Regions from separate parts of the Homo sapiens genome. Here region 1 is linked to region 2. Evidence: read pairs that join two places in POLR2A ChIA-PET (ENCODE). Cell type or tissue: Panc1. All regions are shown on one strand. Links, peaks and the distances in the headings refer to the core of each region. The heading gives the core; the rest is flanking DNA. Region 1 overlaps SPMIP2 (sperm microtubule inner protein 2). Region 2 has its middle 5.9 kb from the start of RAPGEF2.

The links. ChIA-PET counts read pairs that join two places held together with the same protein. Peaks named below come from ENCODE experiments on the same cell type or tissue, not always from the same donor. Only the 100,000 strongest peaks of a DNase experiment are listed, where the experiment ranks them.
Region 1: POLR2A ChIA-PET joins it to region 2 with 9 read pairs; 5 of 35 experiments call an interaction of 5 or more read pairs at or near these places.

What each region holds. Positions count from the first base shown.
Region 1 is chr4:158,909,160-158,919,205 of GRCh38, reverse strand. It overlaps SPMIP2 (sperm microtubule inner protein 2), which reads left to right. Exons shown (of 5, transcript NM_152543.3): 4 at 3,847-4,036. It also overlaps the pseudogene LOC124900178. Among named protein-coding and RNA genes, the nearest start is that of SPMIP2, 120 kb to the left of the region's middle. In Panc1, for the core only: no CTCF peak of the experiment used is centred there; a DNase peak (open chromatin) is centred at 4,851.
Region 2 is chr4:159,092,184-159,102,229 of GRCh38, reverse strand. No RefSeq gene overlaps it. Among named protein-coding and RNA genes, the nearest start is that of RAPGEF2, 5.9 kb to the left of the region's middle. RefSeq lists an enhancer at 1. In Panc1, for the core only: no CTCF peak of the experiment used is centred there; no DNase peak of the experiment used is centred there.

The DNA of each region.
Region 1 (10,046 bases), core at 2,934-7,933, 180 kb after region 2:
TTTTGACGGTTATGTTGAGGTTATGTAGAATGTCCTTGTTTGTGGGAATTACACACTTACGTACTTGGGGATGACAGGTATCCTGTCAACCACTTGGGGGGATGATAGATATCCTGTCAACAACCAGTACTTTTAACTGGTTCGAGAAAAGATTTTGTACTGTGCTTCCAACTTTTCTATAAGCTTCAGGTTGTTTCAAAAAACAACAAAAACGAAAAGTATCTGACCCTAAGGGGCCTATTTAGTGTAATAATTAAATAGTAAGAATGTTGTATTATAAATGTCTGGTGGTGGTGTTCATTGTGGGGCATGCGTGTGTTTGCTGCTATTTTGTGTGTGCACCTGACACCTACCCATCACGCGGGCCTGGCACTCATGGCCCATCTGGAGCCAAACCTTCTGCTCCTTGGTTTGTCTCTTTAGACTTTGGGTCCCATCTGGGGCCCAGTTCAATACAGTGTGGGTAAATCCCCACAGTTGATGTGGCCAGTATATTTGTAAAACCTTTAATATCTTTGAACTACATCTAATTTTTAACTTTCTATTGCTTCTGGTGTTCCCAATTTCAGGGATGTAGGAGATACTGAATTTAAAAGATAATAAAATATTTTAGCACTTAAGTGAAGACTAAAGACGGCCAAGGATTTTTCTTTTCTAAACTCTTCTATATAGTTACTTGTATAACATGTTAAAGAAAAGGTGACATTTGCATGAAATAGTTTTCCCTTGAATCATTAATCAAGCTAATATAAACTATAAGCACTATCTGTTGCTTACATTCTCACCATCAGCTATCCTGCCTTTTAAGCTTTCTTGAAATTATTTCCAGCTATTAATCTGTACTTGTAAATAACACAACTCAGACAAACTGGACCACAAGGATCCAGTCCTACATAGCTGCCTGGCAGGAGCGGAAAGAGGCTGTAGAGCAGGTGGGGTGAAGGGAGCGGGAGGGAAGGCAGGCGCCCTTCCTGTCACTCAGTTCTGGTCTTTCCTGTCCTTCCCTCTTCCTCTATTCTCCAAGATTAGTTGAGTGTCAATTACGTGTCAGGCAGGGTAATGGCACTGGGGAGCCAATGACGAATGAGATACACTCCGGGCCTTTTAAGGAGCACTGAATTTGTAGAAAGAGAGACTGCTGAGCTAGGAATTCAAGAATATTCTAATAGTTTCTACAAAAGAAGTCAGGCCGGGCACGATGGTTCACGCCTGTAATCCCAGCACTTTGGGAGGCCGAGGTGGGTGGATCACCTAAGGTCAGGAGTTTGAGACTAGCCTGGGTAACATGGTGAAACCCTGTCTCTACTAAAAATACAAAAATTAGCCAGGCTTGGCAGGCACCTGTAATCCCAGCTACTTGGGAGGCTGAGGCAGGTAAATTGCTTGGACCTGGGAGGCAGAGGTTGCAGTGAGCTGAGATCACGCCATTGCACTCCAACCTAGGAGACAGAGAATCTGTCTCAAAAAAAAAAAAAAAAAAAAAAAGTCAAATAGTGCTATTAAAGGAGAAAAATTGCTTCATGACAGGAACAAAAAGTCTTCAGGGAAAAGGTGATGTTTAAAGCCCCAACTTAGTTGCAGTTTTCCAGGAAATAAGGAGGAGAGGGAATCACAAGCAGAGGAAATTGAAGCAAAAGGCTGTGAGTCTTTTGCTCAGAGTGCAGCTTCTTTGGAGCTCATCGAGGGGAAGGTGAAGGCGAAAGGAAGGACTGTGTGTGTCTGAAAGTAGAGACGGGCTGAGGAGAGTGGGCCAGAAGGATCAACTGAGGTTGGACCTTTTTTTTTTCCCCCTGCTCTGTCACCCAGGCTGGAGTGCAGTGATGTGATCTCAGCTCACTGCAACCTCCGCCTCCCAGGTTCAAGTGATTCTCCTGCCTTGGCCTCCCGAGTAGCTGGGATTACAGGCGTGCACCACCACACCCAGCTAGTTGTTTGTATTATAACTATTATTTTTTTGAGATGGAGTCTTTCTTTGTCACCCAGGCTGGAGTGCAGTGGTGTGATCTTGGCTCACTGCAACCTCTACCTCCTGGGTTCAAGTGATTCTCCTGCCTCGGCCTCCTGAGTAGCTGGGACTACAGGCGTGTGCCATTACACCTGGCTAATTTTTTGTATTTTTAGTAGAGACTGGGTTTTGCCATGTTGGCCAGGATGGTCTTGATCCCCTGACCTCGTGTTCTGCCTGCCTGAGCTTCCCAAAGTGCTGGGATTACAGGCATGAGCCACCATGCCCAGCAGGACCATTTTTAAAAAGAAAGCAGACAGGCTGGGTGGTGACTCATGCCTGTAATCCCAGCACTTTGGGAGGCTGAGGTGGGAGGATGGCCTGAGGTCAGGAGTTCAAGACCAGCTTGGTCGACATGGTGAAACCCTATCTCTACTAAAAATACAAAAATTTACTGGAGGTGGTGGTGTACACCTGTAATCCCAGCTACTTGGGAGGATGAGGCAGGAGAATTGATTGAACCTGGGAGGTGGTGGTTGCAGTGAGCAGAGATCGTGTCATTGCACTCCAGCCTGGGTGACAGAGCGAGACTCCATCTCTACAAACATACATACATACATACATACATACATACATACATATGTACATACATAAAGCAAAAGCAGACAAAAACCAAACAGCAACAACAAACTTCCCTGCATGCTATGCTGAGGAGCTCAGACTTTATTCTAGGATGATGGGATGTCAGGGGAGGGTCTGCTGGAGACAGCCATGGTCACTTCCCTCCCACCACAGGGATTCTGTGATTCTCAGGAGCAGGAAGGAACTGCCTGACCTCTGTATGCTGGGAGAATGGCTCACACTCTTGCTTCACTGAGATCTCTGCTCAAACATTACCTCGTCCTCTCTTGTCTAACCTCACGAAAATAGCATGCCCAAGATTTTCTACTCATCTGCCTTAATTTTTTTTCCTAGTACTTCCCAAATATTTCAGTTATCTGTTTATTTTTTGTCTCCCCCACAGGTATATAAGCTCTGTGACAACAGGGGCTTTATCTTATTACTGCTGGTCCTCACGGTGCCTTGTACTGTGCCAGCCATGTAGAAAGAGCCTGTAGATTCTTGAGTGAGTGAAGGGCGATGCAAATCTCCCACAAATCATGGTCCAAAGACCTTGGGAACCCACAGACTCAGATTCTAGAAAGAGAACTTTGCAGTCCCCAAGGGGCTCTTGCAGCCCAGGTGGAAGGATGGTGAATAAGAAGTCCCAAGAGGCTCTCTAAGAAACAACAGCTTTCCAAATGAGTTGGCAAATCCCTACCCTTACAATCCTGTTTCTGTCTGTTCCCCAGAGTCAGCCTTTTATAATGGAAAAGCAGGGCTGAGATAATGTTCTAATTTAGGGTTGTTAGAACTTAGCCAAGGATCTCACCAGGGAAAGAGGAAGAAGCTTAGATCTTTCCTCTAAAATGCAGTCCAAAGCCAGAGCTTGGAATAGAAAAGCTGGTGTTTTCCTGAATGTCCATGAGACCTCAAAATGGATAGGCCATGTCCTTCAGGAGATCACATGGGTCTCATGAAGCCTCAGTGTTAGCATATCACCTTCAACTTCACAGCATCTTCCATGCTTGGCTCTGAAAGGACAGTAGTGCATTCGTCAACAAGCTTCATAGATAGGTGTCCATCTTGGGGGTGGTTCTTTGGATCTCTAGCAGTCCAGTGATGTAGAGTGGAGAGAGTTCAGAAACTTCCCAGGATGGGTCAGGTCTTCAGCTTTCCTAAGCCACATGGCTAGAATCACCTTAAATTACTAGAAAAACAGACAAATCTCAACTATCTGAAAACTGGTGGCCTTGTTTCTAGCTCTTTTCCATTTCAGAACCAATTTGTTCCTATTCCAGGCAACCAAAACCTCATGTCCTGGATATGCAAGGAAAACAGAGTCGCGCTTCTTTTGCCTGGCATATGAGTGCTTTCGAGGACACTGATCAGAGAAATTCCAAATGGGCTATTCTTGTTAGGCAGTGTAAGTCATCATTGCCAAGAGCTTCCAAACCACCTAAGCTGCCGAAGCTACCAAAAAAGGAAAAGGTATGATGTTTTGCTTTTCTAAATCGTCATAGAAAAAGTCAGGCTGCTTTAACATATAAATCAGGGACAGGTTTCTCATAGTAATACTAATAATCAGTTTTGTAGCTTCTTTTAACCTATCGAAGCATTTTGTAATTTATACTGGATTGCCACAGTGATGTTTATTCAGTGGGTAAGTGGGCATTATTCACCTTTTATAGTTAAAGAAAACAAGAGGTTGTGTCCTCAGAATTTCTTATCACTAGGTTTAACCTTGAGAGAATGGCGACCCCTGTGAGTTCCAAGAGCTGAGAAAGCACCGTTTGTGAAATGGAGGTAAATCTGTAACTCCACTCAAAACCTCACAAACTGGTTAGCAGAGTAAGCTTATACCCGTTTGAATTCTAGGTTGTCCCCTAAACTATTTATGGAATCTTGGGCAAGTTGCATAATTTCCCTGTATGGGTTTTTATAAGTAAAATGGGGATTTTGGTATCTGTTTTGAATATTTTATAGAGTTAGGAGGAGAATTAAAGAATGTGGAAGTATATATTCAACAACTATTTCCTGAGGTCTGTGTACAAACCATACGCCAATAATAGCTTTCTGTCTAATCCCACAGCACAATGAACTTTGCAGGCGTCCAGTTTTTCAATAGAGTTTGACAGCAGATTTCCATGCTAGAAAAAGGAATAGAATAGCTCAGGCCCATTCAGAGACTCCTGTTCCCTACGCATAAAAAGACTTCTTGCTCTTTTGGAGAATCTTGCCAATTCACTAGAATATTACTCACCCTCTGTTGCCAGAGATCTGATTCATCAGCAAGCCATTATGTCTATTTGAGACATTTTGTGATGGCAGGAGACTTAGCTGTCCTCCTCAGTAGATCCTGACCTTAGGAATACTTCGTATTGAAAAAGGGAACAGTTCGACATCTAACATTTCAATGTAGTCTGAATTTTGAGATGGGTCCAAGTGAAATGATTTATTGCAGTGTGTGTGGAGGAGGGCTTGGATTAGTTACTTTCTGTCACTGAACTAATTTTGTGTCAGATTAGAGCTATTACAGACTAAATTATCCCAAACGCCTCTATCATTCGCCAAATCCAGTTGAAATATTTTTTGCATTAAAAAATCTGTTAAAAGACTTCTTATTTTGATTTCAAATTTGTAGAGCATGTTGTAACAACAGCTCTAAGAACGTGATATACTCTTTCCCCAGCCCCATCTGTTGTTAATTTTATTTGCTTTTATGTTCGCTTTCTTCCTCTCTCTCTTACACCATTTGAGTGCAAGTTGCAGACATGATGCCCCCCAACTTCTCTTGTCTTTTTTTTTTTTTTTAAGATATGGGGGTCTCACTATGTTGCCCAGGCTGGAGTGCATTGGCTATTCATGGGCACAACCATAGTGCACCGCAGCCTTGAACTCCTGGGTTCAAACAATCCTCCCACCTCAGCCTCCTGAGTAGCTAGGACTACAGGCACAGACCCTGTGGAATAAATGGTCTACAGGCTAGACCCTTTACTCCTAAATATTTCAGGGTGTATTTCCTAAGAACAAGGATGCTGTCTCACATAAACACAGTACAATTTATAAGATTCAGGAAATTTAACATTGATAGAGTATTATTATCTAATCTAAAGTTCATAGTCGAATTTTACTAAATAGCAGATGGTGGTGTTTCACACCTATAAACCCAGCACTTTGGGAGGCTGAGGTGGGAGAATCACTTGAGCCCAAGTTTGAGAGCAGCCTGGGCAACATAGTGAGACCCCATCTTTACAAAAAATATAAAAAATTAGGCAGGGGTGGTGGTGCATGCCTGTAATCCCAGCTACTCAGGAGGCTGAGGTGGGAGGCTTGCTCGATCACAGGTCTGCAAGTCTGCAGTGAGCTATGATTGCATCACTGCACTCCAGCCTGCGTGACAGAGAGCCTGACTGTCTTAAAAAATAACAACAACAACAACAACAGCAACAACAAAAAGTATTAACTGACGACCTTTGTAATATTCTGATCCAGGATTCAGTCTAGGACCATGTATTACATTGAGTTATCACGTCTCTTTAGTCCTCTTCAATGTGGAGGAGTTCCTCACTCTGGTCTTTTATAACATGGACACTTTTGAGGAATCCAGGCCAGTTCTGAATCTTTCAGTATGGGCTTGTCTGATGTTTCCTCACGAGTGGGTTCAGGTTACGTGTTTTTGTCAGGAATCCCAGATAAGTGACGTTGCCTCATGCTCAGTGCATCACATCAAGAGGCACCTGAGGTCGGTTTAACCCATTATTCCTGAGAGTAGTTGAGCACTTGGTCATACCCCTTCCATTCCAGAAATAAACAAAATACTGAATCATTCAAAATAATTTATCTTTTTATCAATGAGGCTTTCTTCTAAATTTCCAGAGTTACTTTAGATACTTGTCCCACAAATCCATTTTTTGGACTGTCCTGCAGAATTTGTGTGGATGCTTCAATAAATACTCAACACCCCTCTCTTTTACATGAATCCTCTTTAGGGAAAATAAATTGGAACAAATGTTCTTACATATTTGAAAGCAAATAATGAATACCACATGTGAAAAGCCTCCAACGCAGTGCCTCACACATAGCCCCCAGTGAGTGGCTATCATTACTATTCTTACTTGAGATGCCAACACATTTTCCATTCTTACACGACAAGAATCAGAACCAGGCACTGAAAGTCTCTTAAGTAGAAATTTGTCTGTGTTACTGGGTGACTTGGGGGAAATTTTAAAAGCTTAAACCTATAGACAGTATCATAAACTTTCCCATCAAAATAGATGGTTGAAAATGGGAATATTTTATATCCATGCTTTGAGTTTGGTTTTCCATGTATAAACTTAAGGTTAGAGAGCTTAATTACAATGTTTCTAAAAAGTACAATTTATGAGATTTAACAGTATGTATCATTCTTATATACATTTACCCAAAAATGCTCTTAAAAATACTTTTGGAAATCCATTGAGCAAGTCTCTAAACCACTTCTTCTATAATGCCCTAATCTCTCTTTTTAAATCACAAAATGTCTCTTAAGTTCTATCTTCTATTCCATTCATTATTTTCCCCTTCTGGATTTCTGGTTGTTTTTTTCCTTCATACAATAATACATTCATTATTTATTATTATACATTTCCTTCATACAATAATACATTCATTATTTTCCCCTTCTGGATTTCTGGTAGTTTTTTTCCTTCATACAATGCATATATCATATGCATTGTATAATTTATGTGCATATGATAGACACTTTTAACATAATTTATTTCTATTTCATTTCTTTGCTGGCAAATGTTCTCATTGTCCCCCTTCATTCCAATACACAGACTTCAGTCTCAGTGACTGATACATTCTTTTCCTCATCCACTCGAGTTTGAGAGCAGTATTCTCAAATTTTAAAGGTCATGCAAATCACTTGGGGATCCTGTTAAGATGCAGATTATGATTCAGTAGGTCTGAAATGGGGTTTGAGATTTTGCATTTCTGTCAAGCTCCCAGGAAATGCAGTTAGTTGTTGCTGGTCTGAGGACCTTGAGTAGCAAGGTGCTGGAGGATTTGACAATGAATTGAATTTTGTGCTAGGAACGGGGGACTTGATGAGGCAAAGGGAAGTCTATTCTAGGAAGAACAGACAGGGCAAAGACAATAACCTAGCACCTTTGGGGAAGTACATGTGGTTCAATGTGGCTGGAATATAGAACACAGAATTATCTGGTGATGAGGCTGGAGAAGATGAATCAGCTGGGTCACTGGAGTGCACAGGGCTGGGCTTTTATTTATTTTATTTATTTATTTATTTATTTATTTATTTATTTATTTGAGACGGAGTCTCGCTCTGTTGCCCAGGCTGTAGCGTAGTGGCACAATCTTGGCTCACTGCAGCCTCCGCCTCCTGGGTTCAAGTGATTCTCCTGCCTCAGCCTCCTGAGTAGCTGGGATTACAGGCACTGGAATGAGCCACCGCGCTGGGCCTTTCCACCACTTTTAACGAAATGTTACCTCCTTCCTTCTCAGAGGGTTGTTTTCCAATTCTTTGCAACACATATTCAGAGACTACGTGACATCTATGTCAGCCTTTATGGGATAACTCTTAAGTTGGTACTGTTTATGATGTTAAAGATATTTGCTTGAAAGCCTACTTCCTGTAACTTGGAATGACAATTTTCTGATCCTACTCAACTCCATTTTGGGTTATCATACCATATCATTGGACTGATCTCCTAAGTATCTGTATCAGTCAGGGTTCTCCAGAGAAACAGAACCAATGATGTGTGTGTTGTGCATGTAGGAGAGCAAGAGCCAGGGAGGGGTGTTTATTTTTAGGAGTTGGCTCCTGTGATTGTGGAAGTTGGTAAATCCAAACGCAGCAGGGTGAGCCAACAGGATGGAGACCCTGGGAGAAACTGATGTTGCAGCTCCAGCCTGAAGGCAGTTTTCAGGCAGAATTCTCTCTCCCTGGGGGATCTTCAGTCTTTCTCTTAAGACTTTCAACAGGTTGAATGAGGCCCACCCACATTATGGAGGATAAATAGCTTTATTCAGGGTCCACTGACTTAAATATTAATCTCACCTAAGAAATACCTGCACAGCACTGGGCTGGGAGTGGTGGCTCATGCCTGTAATCCCCGCACTTTGGGAGGCTGAGGCGGGCAGATCATCTGAGGTCGGGAGTTCAAGACCAGCCTGACCAACATGGGGAAACCCCGTCTCTACTAAAAATACAGAATTAGCTGGCGTGGTGGTGCATGCCTGTAATCCCAACTACTCAGGAAGGCTGAGGCAGGAGAATCGCCTGAACCCGGGAGGCAGAGGTTGCAGTGAGCCAAGAACGTGCCATTGCACTCCAGCCTGGGCAACAAGAGCAAAACTCCATCTCAAAAAAAAAGGAAAAAAAAAATACCTGCACAGCATCATCCAGATTAGTGTTTGACTAAATATCTGATTACTATCGCCTAGCCAAGATGACACATAACATTAACCATCACAGGCCAGACCTGGTGGCTCATGCCTGTAATCCCAACGGTTTGGGAAGCTGAGGCAGGAGGGTCATGTAAGGCCCAGAGTTCAAGACCAGCCTGGGCAACAGAGTGAGACCCTGTCTCTACAAATTTTTTTTTGTTTTTTTTTGAGATGGAGTCTCACTGTTGCTCAGGCTGGAGTGCAGTGGCACAATCTCAGCTCACTGCAACCTCTGCCTCCCAGGTTCAAACAATTTTCCTGCCTCAGCCTCCTGAGTAGCTGGGACTACAGGCGCGTGCCACCACGGCCGGCTAATGTTTTGTATTTTTAGTAGAGGCAGGGTTTCACCGTGTTAGCCAGGATGGTCTCGATCTCCTGACCTCGTGATCTGCCCGCCTCAGCCTCCCAAAGTGTTGGGATTACAGGCGTGAGCCATTGCGTCCAGCCCCAAATTTTTTTTAAAAAAATTAGCTGGGTGTGTTGGTGCATGCCTGTAGTCCCTGGTACTTGAGAGGCTGAGGCAGGAGGATACTTGAGGCCAGAAGTTTGAGGTTACTGCGAGCTATGATCATGCCACTGTACTCCATCCTGGTGACAAAGTGAGACCCTGTCTCTTAAAAAAAAAAAAAAAAACCATCACAGTACCCCTCATCCATTGTGAGGATTAAATGAGGTAACATACAGAAAGCGTCTGACAGAACGGTCCAGGCACTAGGGAACCAAAAAGCACTCTTGTGTGCACGTGCGTTTAACTCCTTTTATCAATGGCATGATTTTAAAGCTGTTTCACCCGAGTACACAGCAGGGAAGCCATCCTTGGAGAGCTGAACATGCACGAAAAGGAAAAAAAAAAAGCTTCAGGGAAAAACACTTGAAATTTTCATTTATCAGAAAGGATTTTGAAATATCTACTGTAACTTTCCCCCCAGTCTTTAAGATAACATAACTCAGTATGGCATTATGTTGGTACCAACAGTTGCTCTCAGTGGCATATTTTTTCCTGAGAACAAATATATCTGTGGACATCATCCCTTTTCAGAGCAAATAT
Region 2 (10,046 bases), core at 3,299-8,298:
ACCCACATGGTGCAGAAACAATACCTCGTCCTTCAAGATGTCACCGCTCCTGCTGATTCCCTCAGCTCCCCCCCACTCCTTGCCCCGGCCACGTAGAGGTGTGTTAAGGTCAGCCCAAGCATCGGGGACCACTCTGCTGTTCTGGTCCCAGGGATTTATTTTTGTTTGCCCCCACCCCCCACAAGTTCTTATTTTGATATCTATAGACACAATGAGTTTTATGTATGAGCTACTGCGTTGAACTTTTCAAACATGATTTTCAACATCTAGTTTAAACACTTGGAATAGATTGTCAGCTAACATTTTGGGGTTCCTTAAGTCACCTGTGTGCACTAAACAGCTTGTGTGACTTCCTAGCAAAGGGACTGTCCCTGCCCAACCTTGTGAAAGGGAATCTGAGTTACAAATTGTATCTGTAGACCTTTTTATATTACTCTTGCTGGAACTGCTTCTCTATATTTCTCTTTCACCTCTTAGTTGAGCGCCAACATCAAATTCTCTATGACATAGGCCACTACCTTGAAAGCAAAGGAACATGAATAAGTGCCAATACAGCTCTGAAAAAAGGAGAGAGGCAGATAAAAGAATTCAAACCCAATGAAGTGAAAAAATATAACTGACATCTCCACCTGGTGTCTAATAGACATCTCAGAATTCACATGTGCAAACCAGGCTCCAGATCTCCTGTCTCAGACACCCACAGCCTTCCCCATCCTCTGTTAATCACATCTACACCATTCTCACTTCCTGGGTGAAAACGTTGACTTCCTTGACTCCTTTCTTTCTGTTATACCTCAAAAGTGTCAGTAAAAATCGTCAGCTCAACCTCCAGAATGCCATATCTGAACTCTAACCTTTATCTACCACTTCTACTGCCATGACCCTGGTGCAATCCAGCATCATGTCTGGCCAGCACTTTGTCATAACCACCCACCTGGTCCCCCTCTTTCTAACCTTGCTTGCCATACAGTTCATTTCCAACACAGCAGCCAAAGTGTGAATTCTTTTCACTCCTTCTCAAATCATTCCTCTGCTTAGCTCCTCATACCACTCAAGGTAAAAGCCAAAGTCTTACCATGGCCTGAATATCCTATGGACCTTTATCTCTCTGACCTCTTCTACTATTCTGTTCCCAAGCACATTAGCCTCCATGTTGTTTCTGAAACAGCAAATTCCAGTCTCATGACCTTTCCATCTGCTGTTCCCTCTACTGCCTGGATTATCTCTCCCCCTCTCCCCACCCCACTTGCACCCACAAAAACAAAAAACAAAAAGAAAAATGCACACACACAACAACCAAAATATAGAATGTTGTTCCTCATTGTCATCATATCTTCATTTGAATGTCACCTTCCCTGTAACTCCATACACTCTGGTTATCTTCGTCGCTTTACTTACCACCTAACATACTGTATATTGTACAGGTGCTTGCCCACTTAGGATGGGGTTACATCCTGAGAAACCATTGTAAGTCGCAAATATTGTAAGTCAGAAATGCATTTAATACCCTGATAAACCCATTATAAAGTGGAAAAATCGAAAGTCAATTTATTGACCATCGTAAATTGAGAACCATCTATACTTATTTATTTTATTTATTGTTTTATCCCTCCACTGTAATGTAAGCTTCTAAGTCAGGGATGTTTGTCCCTTTTATTTACTGCTATATCCTCAACACAAGACAGGCAGCCAACAAATAGGTATTAAATGGATACATGAAGTAGTTCATGTTACCTTGTATTTGTATGAGATTTTTACATACATTATCTCACTTGTGTCCCTGGTTGCGGGGAGAAAACTGGGAGAGGAAACTTAACCTCTCTGAGCCTGTTTTCTGTTTTATAAAAAGAGAGTACAAATTGAATAGTCTGGCCAGGCAAAGTGGCTTACACCTGTAATCCCAGCACTTTGGGAGGCTGAACCAGGAGGATAGCTTGAGGCCAGGAGTTCAAGACCAGCCTGGTCAACATAGCAAGACCACTGGCTGCACAAAAACTTAAAAAAAAAAAAGGAGCGGGGCATGGTGGGGTGCACTTGCAGTCCTAGCTACTCAGGAGGCTGAGGTGGGAGGTTATCTTGAGCCCCGGAGTTCAAGGTTGCAGTGAGCTATGATCACACCATGGCACTCCAGCCTGGGTAACAGAGCAAGACCCTGTCACAAAAAAAGAAAAAGTTGCATACCCTGAAGATTTGTGACGATCCAAGATAATACATGCAAAGTGCCTTGCATAGTGGTTTAACAACAGTATATACTCAATAAATGGTAGTTATATTTAAGATTATTCTCATCATTGCAACTCTCTGAGGCTAGTGGGACAGTGTTATCTTATTTACAGATGAAGAACTGACACTAAAATAGGCTACATGACTTGTCCTAGTTCCCGGACTGCCTTTAACTTTAGAAAGTTCTGGAGCCAGCTAACAAATGGGGATCCATATACTCTATCATAAATACTAAAAGCTACAAATTAACTGGGGGAGTACTGAGTACTACTGCAGGGAGTACTGGTATCTGGTCTGCAACTGGAATCCCCTTTTCTTTCCATCTCAGCTTCATCCTATCCCATGGAAAGGCTCACACATAAGAGGACAACCCAGCTAGTGCGGTGGCTCATGCCTGTACTAATTCCAGTACTTTGGGAGGCCGAGGTGGGCAGATCGCGAGGTCAGGAGTTCCAGACCAGCCTGACCAATATGGTGAAACCCTGTCTCCACTAAAAATACAAGAATTAGCCTGGCGTGGTGGCGTGTGCCTATAGTCCCAGTTATTCAGGAGGCTGAGGCAGAAAATTTGCTTTTACCTGGGAGGTGGAGGTTGCTTGCAGTTAGCTGAGATCAAGCCACTGCACTCCAGCCTGGGTGACAGAGTGAGACTCCATCTCAAAAAAAAAAAAAAAAGGACAAGGACAACCCAGCCTACACATCTAAGTGATATCACACCCCTCAAAAAAGCCACCCCTTGGTGATTCCTCGGGCCAGGGGCCAGCCTTGGAAGATGAGGTCTGGAAGTGGCAAGGCAGTCAGGACCAGGGTTCCAGGTGCTCAGAGAGTATGGAACTCCTTGCCCCATGGGGAGGGGGGATGCTAGAGGGGACCTTCTACACCAGACAGGAATGCCTCTCTGCCAGATCTCACAGCAAGAGTTAGGAATTCCAGTTGCACACCCAAGTCTTTTTTCTCTGTGTGCTCTACTGTAACACTGAATTACATCAATCACCTCAGGTAAGACATAATAGTATGTCTTATCCACCAACAAAATGACTAACTCACTGTCAACTTCTAAGCTATCATTTAACTTCAATTAAAGCTAATTTTCACACTATGTATAACCTACTTATCTACATATGTCAATAATGCATATCACCACTCAGCATCTAGGACATCAGATACTTGGCATGCATTGCTGTTTTATTAACATTTGAGCACCAGTAATGTGCTAGGCACAACCTGGAAGACAGAATTAGACAAAGATCTGCCACTCTGCCAATTAGTCTAAACCAAACTGTGTCAGCAAACCATAATCAAAGTAAGCTATCTATTATGCTGCCTCATAAAGGCAAGTGTAAAAATGAGAGTTTCTTTGTTCTGTTTCTACTACCATCATATTATCTAGAAAATCACTGGGGGATGGGAAGAGAGACAGAGCACTGGGTTTTAAGTTCAGAAATACTTTTCAAGTTCTGGCCTTAATACCATTCTACTTGTAACTTAAAAAGCTTTGATCTTTCCAACTGTAAAATCTAATAGATCCCTAAATATATCGTGTGGGTTAGGCATTTAGGGTCATCTTTAAAAGTGAATTAAAATATTTGTTTTAAATTCCCGTGAGTCCAGCTATACCCAAGATTAGGGAGATTTTACATACATAGTCATTTTGTTTTAAAAACACGTCAAGCCCTTACTGCTCCATCAATAAATATTTATTGTGTGCTTTGCTGTGTGCCAGGTACTGATCTCCATGCCTGGAATACCAGTAATGAATAAGACAAATATGGCTCCTTCCCTGGCCTCCTGGGAGCTTGTTCCATGTGCCAAGCATTGGTTTAATTTACTCACCTCTCCTATAAGGAGGGTAAGGATAATAGAAAGGATCCAGGAAACTGCCCTCCTCTGCTAAGAGCTTCCTCTCCTTACTGCTTTCTCCAGTGGTTACAACCCTCTCAAGGCAAGATTTCCAGCTGAGAGAAGTTGGATTCTGTTAAAGACATTCCTCACACCACTCCCCTTTCCCTAGAAACATTTTTTTAAGCGTTGGTTTGCAATTACTTTTACCCTTGTAGTCAAGTCAGTAAGAATCTCAGGAGGGTGGAAGGGTGTTGTTTACACATTGTGTCATTCTCAGTGAGCACACTCCACTAGGAAATATTGTGTTCACCTACAAGTAGCATTCCAGAGAGTCCCTGATGGGGAGTACAATTACAGACATTCAGGGAGAGATACAGTGAGTTTATAGGATGGATCTCATGATGAAATGTATCAGAAGCACAGGTAGAGTATCAGACTATTCATTTTGATTGTACAGGAATCATAACATTCAGAGTTGAGGATGCTGCCGCAGAACTACACTAACATAGAGGTCAGGTAGATGTTTAGATATTTTGGAACTGATTCAGAAAAAGGAAACCATCTCCCCCTGATTTATCAATATTATTACCTAGGTTCTGTCTGGACATAATATTAAATAAAAATAAAAAATATACACACTAACGAAACTGTTCTATTCAGTTACACTATTGTATCCCTCACACTGACATAACTACTTTCTTTCATTGATTTGTTTGCACTTGAAATATAGGGCCAGTGGCAGAGAACAACCTTTGTATTTCCCTTATTGTGAGAAAGCTGATGCTGACATTTCTAAAAGGAAATGCATTGTTAAACTTCTAATCTACCATCAATTCCTTCTATTGTTATGTAGTATTTGGCATTTATTTTTATAAATTGGCCCATGGGATGATGGTCCAGAATCATTTGGCCAGCTTTAAGGGGAGTAAAGGAGTTTAGGTAAGAGATACAGATTAAGTTTTTTGTTTTTTTTTAAGCCTAAAAGCAGGTAAAATTAAGAACTTTATTTTAAACTCTAACAATATAAATGCACTACATAATCCAAGAGTATTTAATGCATAGATTTTTTTAGAGCTTACACTAGATATCATGAATGCTCAAGTTAGTAAATCAAAGAGAAAAAAACCTCCCATTTCCAACATGCAAAGTTAACCCATTGAGATAATTCTGTCATAATAGAGCATTGTACAAGATGGTATCTGGGTTTTTCCCGTTCTGTTAAGGTGATTATACACAACTGAAATTACATCCATAAGCAAACCGGTGTGCAGTGCAGAATCTGTAAAAGTGTTCCAAAAAAGTAAAACAGCTACACTTGGTGCCAACTCTGTTCTCCAGGTAGTATTCAAGGGTAAATGTAAGTGTGCTATAGTACAGCTGTCGACCATAGCAGTGTCAAAATCAGAAAAGGTCATTTGAGAAAACAAAACAAAACAGTATTCTTGGCCAGCTATGATTTTTTAAATGCCAATACTAATAATCATTCTGAAGTCATGATTATTTAATATTTGGTAAACCCAAGACTAGTGCTAGGCACCATATGTACATAAACAAAGACAAAGTGCTTATGTGTTGAGCTTACAAATCTAAATTAGGCAAAGGAAGTGAAGGGCAAACAAGGGCATGGGAAACACACACTGAGGACCTGTTTAGAAAATGAGGCTTTTTTTTAATTGTTATTTTATTATTATTATTATTGTTATTTTTTGAGATGGAGTCTCGCTCTGTCGCCAGGCTGGAGTGCAGTGGCGCGATCTCGGCTCACTGCAACCTCTGGCTCCTGGGTTCAAGTGATTTTCCTGCCTCAGCCTCCTGAGTAGCTGGGACTACAGGCGCACACCACCACGCCCAGCTAATTTTTGTATTTTTAGTAGAGACAGGGCTTCACCATGTTGGCCAGGATGGTCTCGATCTCTTGACTTCATGATCCGCCTGCCTCAGCCTCCCAAAGTACTAGGATTACAGGCATGAGCCACCGCGCCCAGCCAGATTGTTATTTTTGTTTTAGCTATCAGAAAGTCCGTTATCTTGCAAAAAAAAAAAAAATTAAGGAGGAAAATCAAAGGAGAAAAGCATATTGTCTTTTTGGGAGTTTAAAGAGGAAGGCTTAAATATGAAATGGTGACATGTATCAAGTTAGAGACCTGAAGGAAGAAAGCACAAGTAAATGGCAAAAAGAGAAACTGTCAGCATTGGATGGAATACAATACAGGGACTAAGTGAAGATAATGTATGAGACATGGCTCAGAAGACAGAACTGTCCAAGCCCTTGAGAGACATATCACAATTGGTCCTGGCCATCTTCTGTGTTTTTCTTCTTTTCTTTTTTTGAGACGGAGTCTCGCTCTGTCACCCAGGCTGGAGTGCAGTGGCGCTATCTCAGCTCACTGCAAGCTCCGCCTCCCCGGTTCACGCCATTCTCCTGCCTCAGCCTCCCGACTAGCTGGGACTACAGGCACCTGCCACCATGCCCAGGTATTTTTTGTATTTTTAGTAGAGATGGGGTTTCACCATGTTAGCCAGGATGGTCTCGATCTCCTGATATCGAGATCTGCCCGCCTCGGCCTCCCAAAGTGCTGGGATTACAGGCGTGAGCCACCAGGCCCGGCCTGTGTTTTACTTATCACATAACATAAATAGAACCAGTGATAAGTTCTGGTATGGCATTTAAAACAGAGTTCAGTTTCACCTTATGCTTATCTCACCTAAAAGGAATGAGTTTGTGTCATCATAGCCTTTCTGTAAGAATCCAGTGATAATTAAACCAAGTCACAAACCAATAAAAGCCCATAATACTCCACACCAACCTGGCCAGGTGCCTCATAGATGGGTCTATTGACACAAAAGAAATAGCATAGAAGTGATTGAAGTAACAGAATTTTATCATATTGCTACAGGGAGGGAAATGTGATCTGCGTTATCAATGGAGTCAATAAATGCAGCTTTATAAGGTTATAATAGAATATATGAAGTAAGTGATATAATGGAAAAACCTTAGGACTGATATAAGATAGCCCTGAATTTGAAAGGTTATTGTGATATACATTAGCTCTGTGCCCTTGAGTAAAGAATTTAACTTCTCTGAGCCTAAATTTCCACCCTTGTAAAATGTGATTAGAAATATCTTCCTTGCAGTCAGGTGGGTGGCTCACGCCTGTAATCCCAGCACTTTGGGAGGCCAAGGCAGCCAGATCACTTGAACTCAAGGGTTTGAGACCAGCCTGGCCAACACGGTGAAACCTCGTCTCTAGAAAAAAAAATGCAGGCCGGGCGCGGTGGCTCACGCCTGTAATCCCAGCACTTTGGGAGGCCAAGGCAGCCAGATCACTTGAACTCAAGGGTTTGAGACCAGCCTGGCCAACACGGTGAAACCTCGTCTCTAGAAAAAAAAATGCAGGCCGGGCGCGGTGGCTCACGCCTGTAATCCCAGCACTTTGGGAGGCCAAGGCGGGTGGATCTTGAGGTCAGGAGATCGAGACCATCCTGGCTAACAAGGTGAAACCCCGTCTCTACTAAAAATACAAAAAATTAGCCGGGCGCGGTGGCGGGCGCCTATAGTCCCAGCTACTCGGGAGGCTGAGGCAGGAGAATGGCGTGAACCCGGGAAGCGGAGCTTGCAGTGAGCCGAGATTGCGCCACTGCAGTCCGCAGTCCGGCCTGGGCGACAGAGCGAGACTCCGTCTCCAAAAAAAAAAAAAAAAAAAAAAAAAAAGAAAAAAAATGCAAAAATTAGCTGGGCGTGGTGGCACACACCTGTACTCCCAGCTGAGGTGGGAGAATCACGTGAACCCGGAGGCAAATGTTGCAGTGAGCCCACATCATGCCACTGCCCTTCAGCCTGGGTGACAGAGACATACTCTGTCTCAACAACAACAAAAAGAAATATTTTCCTTGATAGATTGATATGACAATGATTCAAAGCAGGATTAATAAAAAAAATTATGGCTGGTCATTGTGGCTCACGCCTGTAGTCCCAGCCCTTTGGGAGGCCAAGGTGGGTGAATCACTTGAGGTCAAGAGTTGAAGACCAGCCTGGCCAACATGGTGAAACCCCGTCTCTACTAAAAGTACAATAATTAGCTGGGCGTGGTTGCAGGCGCCTGTAATCCCAGCTACTCAGGGGGCTGAGGCAGGAGAATCACTTGAACCCAGGAGGCAGAGATTGCAGTGAGCCAAGATTGCGCCACTGCACTCCAGCCTGGGCGACAAGATCGAAACTCAGTCTCAAAAAAATAAAATTAAATTAATAAAAAATAAAAAATCTTTTTCCTCTAACCCTTCTCCCAAAAAGAAATTGCATTAGTTCTAGACTATTTATATGGCCCTTCCAGTTTCTATCAAAGAACTTAGGCTAAAAATTTATCAACTTGTCTAATAAACTTTACAGAATTTTGAACTTAGAAAACTAAAATAAGCTTTAATTGATTTGTTGTAAACAACCCAGAGCCTCAAATATAAATAATTTCCATTAACTTCTCTGAGCCTAAATTTCCACCCTTGTAAAATGTGGTTAGAAATATCTTCCTTGTGGTCAGGTGGGTGGCTCACGCCTGTAATCCCAGCACTTTGGGAGGCCAAGGCAGCCAGATCAGTGATTCCTAGACGCAGGTGATCAGCATCTTTGCAATGCTAAGAGTACTGGCACAGGTAGACAGAGCTGGCAGTCCCCAGAAATCTTCTAGTATCCCACAAGACAGACCAGGAGCTGTGTTGCAGACATGTCAAACCGGGGCTCTGGAGGCATCTCTGCCTTTATTGAATAAATGAAAATTAGAATTTACTCTTACAAATATTTAATCTGTTACCAGGTTTATGTCCATTTTATAAAGCATGAGGTAGTTGTCATCTATTAATTTGTGTTATTGTCCCATTTTTTAAATTATTTATTTCAAATATTGATATGTACAAATGTAAATATAGCACTCAAAAGGCTAACTCTAAGAAGTGTATAATAAAGTCGAATTAGAGAGATCCAATTTAATTATATTCAAAAGTAATAGTCACGATGCTGCTTGTAACATTTGCAATTCCCAGGTTTTCAAAAGATTTTAAAATCAAATCAATCTGTGCCATACCCTGGCCCACCACAGGACAAAGAATGATGCTTCAGAAGCTTCTCATTACTCTGTCCAACATTAGCTATAGCATTACAGTCTGATAAACCAAGAGGAATCTGCAAAATGACCTGAGGCATTTCTTCTACCAATTTACCTTTTTATTTTATTTTATTTAAACTTCTGGGATACATGTGAAGGACATGCAGGTTTGTTACATAGGTAAACGTGTGCCATGATAGTTTGCTATACCTATCAACCCATCACCTAGGTGTTAAGCCCCACATACGTTAGCTATTTATCCTGATGCTCTCCCTTCCCTCCTATTCCCTGCCAGGCCCTGGTATGTGTTGTTCCCCTCCCTGTGTCCATGTGTTCTCATTGTTCACCTCCCACTTATGAGTGAGAATATGTGGCATTTGGTTTTCTGTTCCTGTATTAGTTTGCTGAGGATAATGGCTTCCAGCTCCATCCATCTCCCTGCAAAGGACATGATCTCCTTCCTTTTTATGGCTCCATAGTATTCCATGGTATATGTTTACCACGTTTTCTTTATCCAGTCTATCATTGATGGGCATTTGAGTTGATTCCGTGTCTTTGCTATTGTGAATAGTGCTGGAGTGAACATATGCATGCATGTGTCTTTATAATAGAATTCTTTATATTTCTTTAGGTATATACCCAATAATGGGATTGCTGGGTCAAATGCTATTTCTGGTTCTAGATCTTTGAGGAATCACCACAACATCTTCCACAATGATTGAACTAATTAACATTCCCGCCAACAGAGTAAAAGCATTCCTATTTCTCCACAGCCTTGCCTGCATCTGTTGTTTCTTGACTTTTTAATCATCACCATTCTGATTGGTGTAGCTAGTATCTCATTGTGGTTTTGATTTACATTTCTCTAATCATCAGTGATGTCGA